Linked DNA regions of Mus musculus: regions 1 and 2 are each linked to region 3. The links are chromatin loops, found by intact Hi-C in ENCODE. Cell type or tissue: heart. All regions are shown on one strand.

Region 1 (2,500 bases), 310 kb after region 3:
GGATCTCCAGAACTCGTAGAAAATCAAGTCATGCTGTTGGCACCTGTAACTCCAGAACTGGCTGGGAGACAGTTGGATTCTATGGGCTCCAGCTAATCAATTTATCAAAAAACAAACAAACAAACAAACAAACAAAACAAAGAACCCAAATGAAACAAAACCAAGTCAAAAACAAAAAACAAAAACACCACCACCACTAACAACAACAACAACAAAAAAACCCAAGGTGGGCAGCTATAGTTGAAGACATCCAAAATTGACCTCTGGTCTCTACATGTACAGACTTGGACAACTCCCCTCCCCACCACACACACACATTGTCACATATGAACACACATACATACAAGATAATCCTGGACAAGCTGTCTAGTTGAAAGGTGTATTTCTCATGATCTCTTGCTACCAAGAAAAGCATTTTCCTCAATGGACGTCAATGGAGAACTTGCTACCATGTCTCCCAGCCATGAAAATCTCTCCCAAATAAACTGCTTCTTCTATAAGTTTCACTGGTCATAGTGTTTTCTCATGCAATAAGGAAAGTACACTGCCCAACCCCTGTGTCCCAGGAGCTCAGATGATAAAGCATTTTATAAACACCAGGAAAAGACTAAGATAGGTGGGCACAATTACTGCCTATCAACTTCACAGCCTGGACACAGTGTTCCTGTCAGACTGCAAATAGCACATTTGTGAATGTTGCCCATTTCCCGTGTATTCTGACACAGATTCTAAGGAGGTTGCCCGCTCCCTTCCCAGACTGAATAATTGCTAAAATAATGCAAACTGCAAGCTTAAAATGTTTACTAGCCTAGCCTGCATGAGGCCCTAGATTCAATTCTCAGCAGTGTGCTGTGTATTGTCTAGTAGCTCCCATCTCTTTCTACATTCCATTTGCATTATTTATGTGGGCTCTTGATTTCATTTTCCACTTTTAGAGCAAAAAAAACAAAAAAACAAAAATCATTCTTCTTCATTTAAGTAGGAGACACTCTTATCATGAAGAGTTAATTTTGTTAACTCAAGTATTTCAACTCACCTACTGAGTTCTCATGTTAAAAAAAGGCTAATTAGCACATTTTAATATCTTAAAATTAGTGAATTAATAATTAGCATATGGATTTACATTAATTTTAATGAGGCAAGGCTCTATAAATACATAGCCGCGATCAATGAGTCCACTGAAAAATATAATAGCAATTAATGTATTTGTGGCTTACTACATGGTTGGAACCCTTCCTTGTTGGGTTTCTAGGGGGCTCTCTTATGCAGTTCCACCCCACGCCACAGGGGGCAGAGCAGCGCTTTCTGGCTCACCGTTATCCACGCCACTTCCGTCTCTTTTGGAACGGACCAAGTCAGTGCGGAAAGGGGGAGAGAGACTGCATAGTGCGAGTAGGCCTGGCCCATGATTGATGTCGTTGGGAATTATGCTCCCTTGTGATTCGTTACTTCAAAGCACACTGACGCAGACACAGTACCACGCGCAGTGACCCCCAGAAGACTCCTAAGCCGTGCCGGAGTGCGCCCGCCATCTCCTCCTCCCCGACCTGGCGGGCGAAGGTATGGTGCGCTCGGCCCTGCTAGACCGGAAGCCGGCGCGGGCTGTGCGCGCCTCTCGGCCAGGGAAGGTCCGCACCGCTGCGAGGGGTCACGGTCCGCGAGCTGCGCGCGTCCGGGCCCATGGGTCTCCATGGCGACGGCGGGAGCCCGGCAGCCGGAGCGGGGCCGTGGCGCTCCGGGGCCCTCCGCGGCAGCGTGGCCGTGTTCGCCTCCGTGGCTGCCGTGTTCACCCTCACGCTGCCCCGCTCGCTGCCTGGGGGAGACTCGGGTAAAGTACTCGCAGGCCGCCCTCCTCCCCGCCCCCCTGCCTCCGGGTGCCGCCGCCTCGGTGTCCCGGCCCCGCGTCCCCTCGCTGGAGCTCCGTGCACGGTTCTGAATTCCAGAACCAGTTCTCTTTCCGGTTCTGGATCTTGGTCTCTGTGTTCTCGAGCTGCTCAGCCGATGAAATTTAACCACTGTCCACTTTGCCCGGATCGTTGTTACCTGTATCACCTGTCGTGCCCTTACAGTGTCACAGACAAAAAAAGATTGACAGTAGTTAACAAATAGCATGGAGCGTTCTACTGTGTTTAGAGACGACACAACGGGTTATTAAATAAACTACATTTTAAGTAGTGGTGAGTTACGGAGGCACTAAGGGAGAATGTGGTTGGAGTGGTAATGAGTAGATTCCTCAGAAGGTCAGGAAAGGCTACCTTGGAGGTGTATTAGTTAGAACCTGAATATTAAGGAACCAGCCATGCAGAAAATTTAGAGGGGAACTCATAAAAGGGAATGCAACTGAAAGCACCCCTCTTCCTGTGAAAATGAAAGACAGGTTTCACACAGATTAAGCTAGGGCATACTTTTCACATATCTGAGTCTAGAAACAAGTCCCTGGTTTGGTTTGGTTTTTACAGCCAGATAAAGTGATCAATAATTTCTCATAATAATCAGCCGT
Region 2 (2,500 bases), 320 kb after region 3:
GTGCTGGCTGGCCTGTAGACCTCAATTCTCACAGAAATTGATTGATTGATTACATTTATTCATGGAAACTGTTCATGATCTGATTCCTTCTGTTTTAGTTGTGCTATGTCATTTTTTTTTTCTTTCTGAAGACTTTAAAATTTCCCCCCACTTTTCTATGGTTTTTAATCATGAATAACACGTGGCAGTTTTCCTTTAAAAGCATCGATAGTTATTACAGGCAAAAACAGTAGTCCTGATTGGCTCAGGAAGTGAAAGTAACCTTGGTATGATTTTTTTTTTCTCAGAAGTGGCAACACATTTTTTATAAAATATGGGATAAGGACTTACTTTCAAAGTTATTAGAGATGGGAAGATTATCATTTTTGAGGCCTAGTGGTAGTGGCTGAAGAGAGAAAACCTGAATATACACGGTCCTCAGTTGCTGCTTTTTGTTCACCGGGTCTGAACCTGGCAGTATAAAGGTTTGGATCCCCTGCTCTCGGCTGCCTAGAGCGAGACACACTTGATGCTCAGAGATCATTTGCTACAGGAATGCTGACTGACAGCAAACGAAAGGTGTGTAGCAGGGCTTGGGTTTTCCTTCCCTGAAAATGCTAGTCTGACCATTCTCCACACAGCCTGGAGAGATGACAAACCAGGACGTTGATTATGTGAATGAGCCAGAGGGAAACCTTCACGTCATTTTCATGACTAAAGCCTGGAAAGATAAGACTACGGGAGGATAAGAATGATACGTGTCGTGGGCAGTGGTGGCACATGCCTTTAATCCCAGCACTCTGGAGGCAGAAGCAGAGGCAGAGGCAGAGGCAGAGAGGCAGGCTGATCTCTGAGTTTGAGGCCAGCCTGGTCTACAGAGTAAATTTCAGGACAGTCAGAGAAATCCCATCTCAGAAAACCAAAACCAAAGACAGACAGACCGACGCACAGAGAGGGGGTGGGGTGTGCAGTTGATCTAGCCTGCGTTAGCATACTTCCTTCCTCTGATCCACTGTGACTTTCTTGTTAGGAAGTGACACTGTAGTAATTTAGTAGCCGGTAGTGTGCCTATGCCGCTGCTCCCTGCCTGCTTCCGCTTCCACTTCCCTGAAGTAGGAGCGCTCAGTGTCAGTAAAGCTAGTGCGTCCCATGTGGGGTTGCTGCTATGTAGATATCACTGAAGTCAAATGGATTCATGAGTTTTAGGAGGCATATCAAATGTGTGCTTGGAACGAGTTTCAGGTTTCCGTTGTTTGCCTTCTGGTTGAGGGTTAGACAAGTATGTGACTACACATGAAAATCAAATACCATGGAGTGGAAAGGAAGGGTGCACTTTACCATCCATCGATAGCAAGTCTGTGTCAGTGCTATGAATTGAAACCCCTGATTTATCCATTGAGTCAACAGATGAATGCTGTTCTGTCCGCGAGAAAACTACTGCACAGTCAGTAACTTCCTCAGGAGCCCTCTCTAGGTCTCACGGATGTTATGGACCAAAAAGAAAGTGGTTCCGTGTTAACTGGAGAATGACGATGCCCTTGCTTGTTAGGATGGACTTTCTTAAAGCCCTCGCAGCCGCTCTCCTTCAGTGGAGTGAATCTTCACTGAGAGTTACTCAGTGGGATTGAAAAGACTTGACATCCTTCCCGTACTGTCTCCATAGGTCTGTCTGCGTCGGACAGAGCACTGCATTTGCCTAAACTGTGAACCACATGATTTTGTTGTTGTTGTTGTTGTTTTCAATACATCCCAACCACAGCTCCCTGCCTGCACTCTCCCATCCCCGTCCCCAATCTCCTCCTCCTCTGTTTCCCTTTAGAAAAGAGCAGGCCTCCCAGGGATATCAGCTGAACACTGCATATCCAGATATAATAAAACTAAGCCCAAACCCTCATATCAGGCCGCATGAGGTAACCCAGTAGGAGGAGAAGGGTCCCAAGAGCAGGCAGAAGAGTCAGAGCAACCCTGACTCCTACTCTCAGGAGTCCCACAACAACAACCAGCTAACAACCATAACGTATGCAGAGGACCTAGCTACGAGCCATGCAGACTCTGTGAGCCCCTATGAGCCCTGCTTTGTTGACATCTGTGGACCCTGTTCTCCTGGTGTCCTTGACCCCTCTGGCTCCTACAATTCTTCCTCTCCCTCTTCCACAGGGTTCCCCGAAATCCAAAGGGACGGACCTGATGGAGACATCCAATTTGGTATCTCTTTCTGCCTAGTGTTTGGCTGTAAACCACGTGATTTTAGAGATAACCTGCCCCCCCCAAAAAATCAAGAAGATTCATCTACTACAAATATATCACATAATATGTTTATACATAGAATATGTTTACAAAAAATAAAACAAACTGGGCCTGACAGTACAGGCCTATATATAATCCGAGCTATTCAGGAGAATAGGATAGAAATACAGCAAATTCAAGGCCAAGTTACAGAGGCCTGGGATATAGCTCAGTATGTTCAAGGCCACTGGCTTCAATCCTCAGTAAAACACACACACACACACACACACACACA
Region 3 (2,500 bases):
CTTTGGGCCAGGGAAAATGAGATTAAATCGTGGTTTCAACCTAGGAGAATTGGGAGCAGGAAGCCAAGCTGGGGCTGTCATCTGTGATCCGTCATTCTCCAGGGCTGCTCATGTCGAAGAGATGCCTTTGTTGAAATAAGAATAAAAGCAGTAATTGACCACTTCAGCCTCCTGACCTTGGTGATTGTTACATCCTCTGATGTAATTTATTAGTGTAATTTATGGAGTGCCAAGGGTTTTAATTAATGAAGAACGCACAGACTGATATGGGTTTCATGCCAACGGTCTCACTCTTGGTGTCTTCTTTCCTCTACTCCCTCTCTCTGCTTCAGCCTTCCTCTCTTCTCTCTTGCTCTCCTCCTCCTCCTCCTCTTCTCCCTTTGTTCTCCCTCTTTCCCCTCCCCCTTCCTCCTTTTCCTCCCGACCTTCCTTCTCCTTCCTCCACTTCCTCCTCTTCGGTCGTCTGTGCTTCTCCGCCTACAGCTTTCCTCTTAGGTAGACCTTGTTGATTCCACTTTTGTAGCTTTTAGGAGTCTTGGGTGTGCAGCAAGCCAAAGCACAGAATCCACCTTCCGAATGGCCTCCTTGAAGCCAGGCTTCCCAGCCTTCCCATCCCATGAGGGTGCCTCCTCTCACACATGTCAGTCTGTTTGGGTGCTGGCCGGTTTGCCCGCTAGGTTGTTTTCATTCATCCACCGCATTGGAGGAAACGGCATTGCAGTTGCAGGAGTTGGAAGTGGGTTTCACAGTGTCTCTCAGAAAGTGGTTTATGCCTTAGCAGTCACATAAGATTTTTTTCTTCTTCTTTCTTAGAAGGGAGAGGCTGTTAAATGTGCATAGTAAGATGATTTTCCTTCATGTAAACTTGAGAAGTTTCTTCCGTAATCGTTGGAACAAGCAACAGGGAAGACAGACTTCTTGAGCCCTGTGACATGTAATCAGTGTGTCTGGATTAAAGGGCATAGAAAAAGTGATGCTTTCTACACGAAGTGGGCCTCTGGTTCTTTTCTACCACCAGGGGGAAGCAGGAGAGCCACCCTGACTCTGCTTGCCTGGCCCCTGGGCATACTGCCGGCCGGGTTGTCTTAGGCTTGATCCACACACAGAGATGGTGCTTGTTCACATACGAAGGAAGAAGGTGGGAGAAGGGCTTTGTCTGGTGCCTTCTTCTGAGGAGGGCCTTTAGCAGTGCAGTTTATATGTGGAAAAAGACCCTCTCTCATTGACGAGTGGGCTTCCAGCTTTATCAGACGACATTTAAAAGGCACAATTGTCACTGCGTGGATCCAGTTTGAGGCTTTGGGCTTATGGTTTGAATTTCAGATTCTAAACTGTTCGACGTTTTCCTGTGTTGCTTCAGGGAGTTGAACCAGATCGATCTCTGCAGAAAAGTTCAGAAGTCTACTCCATTGGGGCTTGAAATCTCTGTCATTCAGCTTGAAATGAAGCAAGAACACCCAGCTCAGGGTTCCTGGACTTTGGGTATTTCTGCCTGTAGTGGGGAGGACAGGCTCCAGGTTTGCCTGATGCCTTAAGGGGTAGCTTTGTTCCAGGCACACACTGGAGGAGAGCATACCACATGCCCACGTGCTCAGAGAGTGCAGAGATGAGCATGTCCATCAGACTATCACGCTGTTTGGTTGCTCTCTCCAGGAAAGAAAACATCGTCCTGTGTGTGGCTTTTTCCTCCCAAACTGTCAAGTCGTTGACATTTTTAAATTTTCTGTAATGTCTCTGCAGTAAAGGTGGAGAGGGCTGGCATCCAGGACTACGTGACCGGGATTTGCTCCTGAAGTTTGGAATTGGAATCTTTGTAGAACATCCTCTTTGACATACTTTAAAATCGGGCTTTCCTGGTAGGGATATGTGAGTAATGACGGGCTATTTAAATATTAAAGGTTTGTTCTATTAAGCTAATCCTTTGCCTGCTTTCTCTTTCTCACTGTAACTGGTGTGTGGTTTTACTGAAGAAGCAAATGGTCTCCGGTCCACTGTCAGTCACATAAAGCCTGCTCATTCATTCCACTGCCTGTGTGAGCTCAGGTGGAAACAGTCATCTCTCCTGAGGTCATTGGCACGTTTGTTTTCTCAGGTGACTTTCACGGCCCACCTTTCACACCGCCCTGATGAGCATGGGGGGCGGGTGTGTGTGTGTGTGTGTGTGTGTGTGTGTGTGTGTGTGTGTGTGTGTATACCCTGCTTGGATGTGATCTTAGCTGACAGGAGCTGGAGGGATTTTCAGAAGGGAGGCTAGATTGTTGCAGGGACAGCTGGGTGGAGGTGGAGTCTTTGGGAGAGCCATAGGATCTTTAATTATCTAACTCAGCACCAGGCCCTGGCCTGGCATTACCCTATGGCTTTCCTTGGTTTGGCCACAGAGAAGGAAGCCAGGAAGGAAAGGAAAACAGATGGGCCAGGGAAGGGGAAGTGCAGGGCAGGAGATGGAGGAGAGCAACTGCAGGGCTGCTGAGTGCAGTGAGTGGGATTTCAAACACGGTGT

Evidence for each region. A loop is a pair of places that touch in the nucleus more often than their neighbours do. Peaks named below come from ENCODE experiments on the same cell type or tissue, not always from the same donor. Only the 100,000 strongest peaks of a DNase experiment are listed, where the experiment ranks them.
Region 1: a loop joins it to region 3, with 2.8 times the contacts of the local background. A loop is called at or near these places in 4 of 42 quality-filtered maps.
Region 2: a loop joins it to region 3, with 2.3 times the contacts of the local background. A loop is called at or near these places in 4 of 42 quality-filtered maps.

Annotation. Positions count from the first base shown.
Region 1 is chr14:48,444,776-48,447,275 of GRCm38, forward strand. It overlaps Tmem260 (transmembrane protein 260), which reads left to right and starts at 1,577. Exons shown (of 16, transcript NM_172600.4): 1 at 1,577-1,828. The coding sequence starts at 1,681. In heart, a CTCF peak has its summit at 1,283; a DNase peak (open chromatin) is centred at 1,616; H3K4me3 peaks cover 1,456 bases; H3K27ac peaks cover 1,148 bases.
Region 2 is chr14:48,458,083-48,460,582 of GRCm38, forward strand. All of the region lies in intron 3 of Tmem260 (transmembrane protein 260), which reads left to right. Among named protein-coding and RNA genes, the nearest start is that of Tmem260, 13 kb to the left of the region's middle. In heart, no CTCF peak of the experiment used is centred here; a DNase peak (open chromatin) is centred at 1,039; H3K27me3 peaks cover 1,003 bases.
Region 3 is chr14:48,137,277-48,139,776 of GRCm38, forward strand. The region is part of intron 1 of Peli2 (pellino 2); the gene reads left to right. Among named protein-coding and RNA genes, the nearest start is that of Peli2, 18 kb to the left of the region's middle. In heart, a CTCF peak has its summit at 1,007 (motif pointing right); DNase peaks (open chromatin) are centred at 655, 1,075 and 2,395; H3K27ac peaks cover 356 bases; H3K27me3 peaks cover 2,088 bases.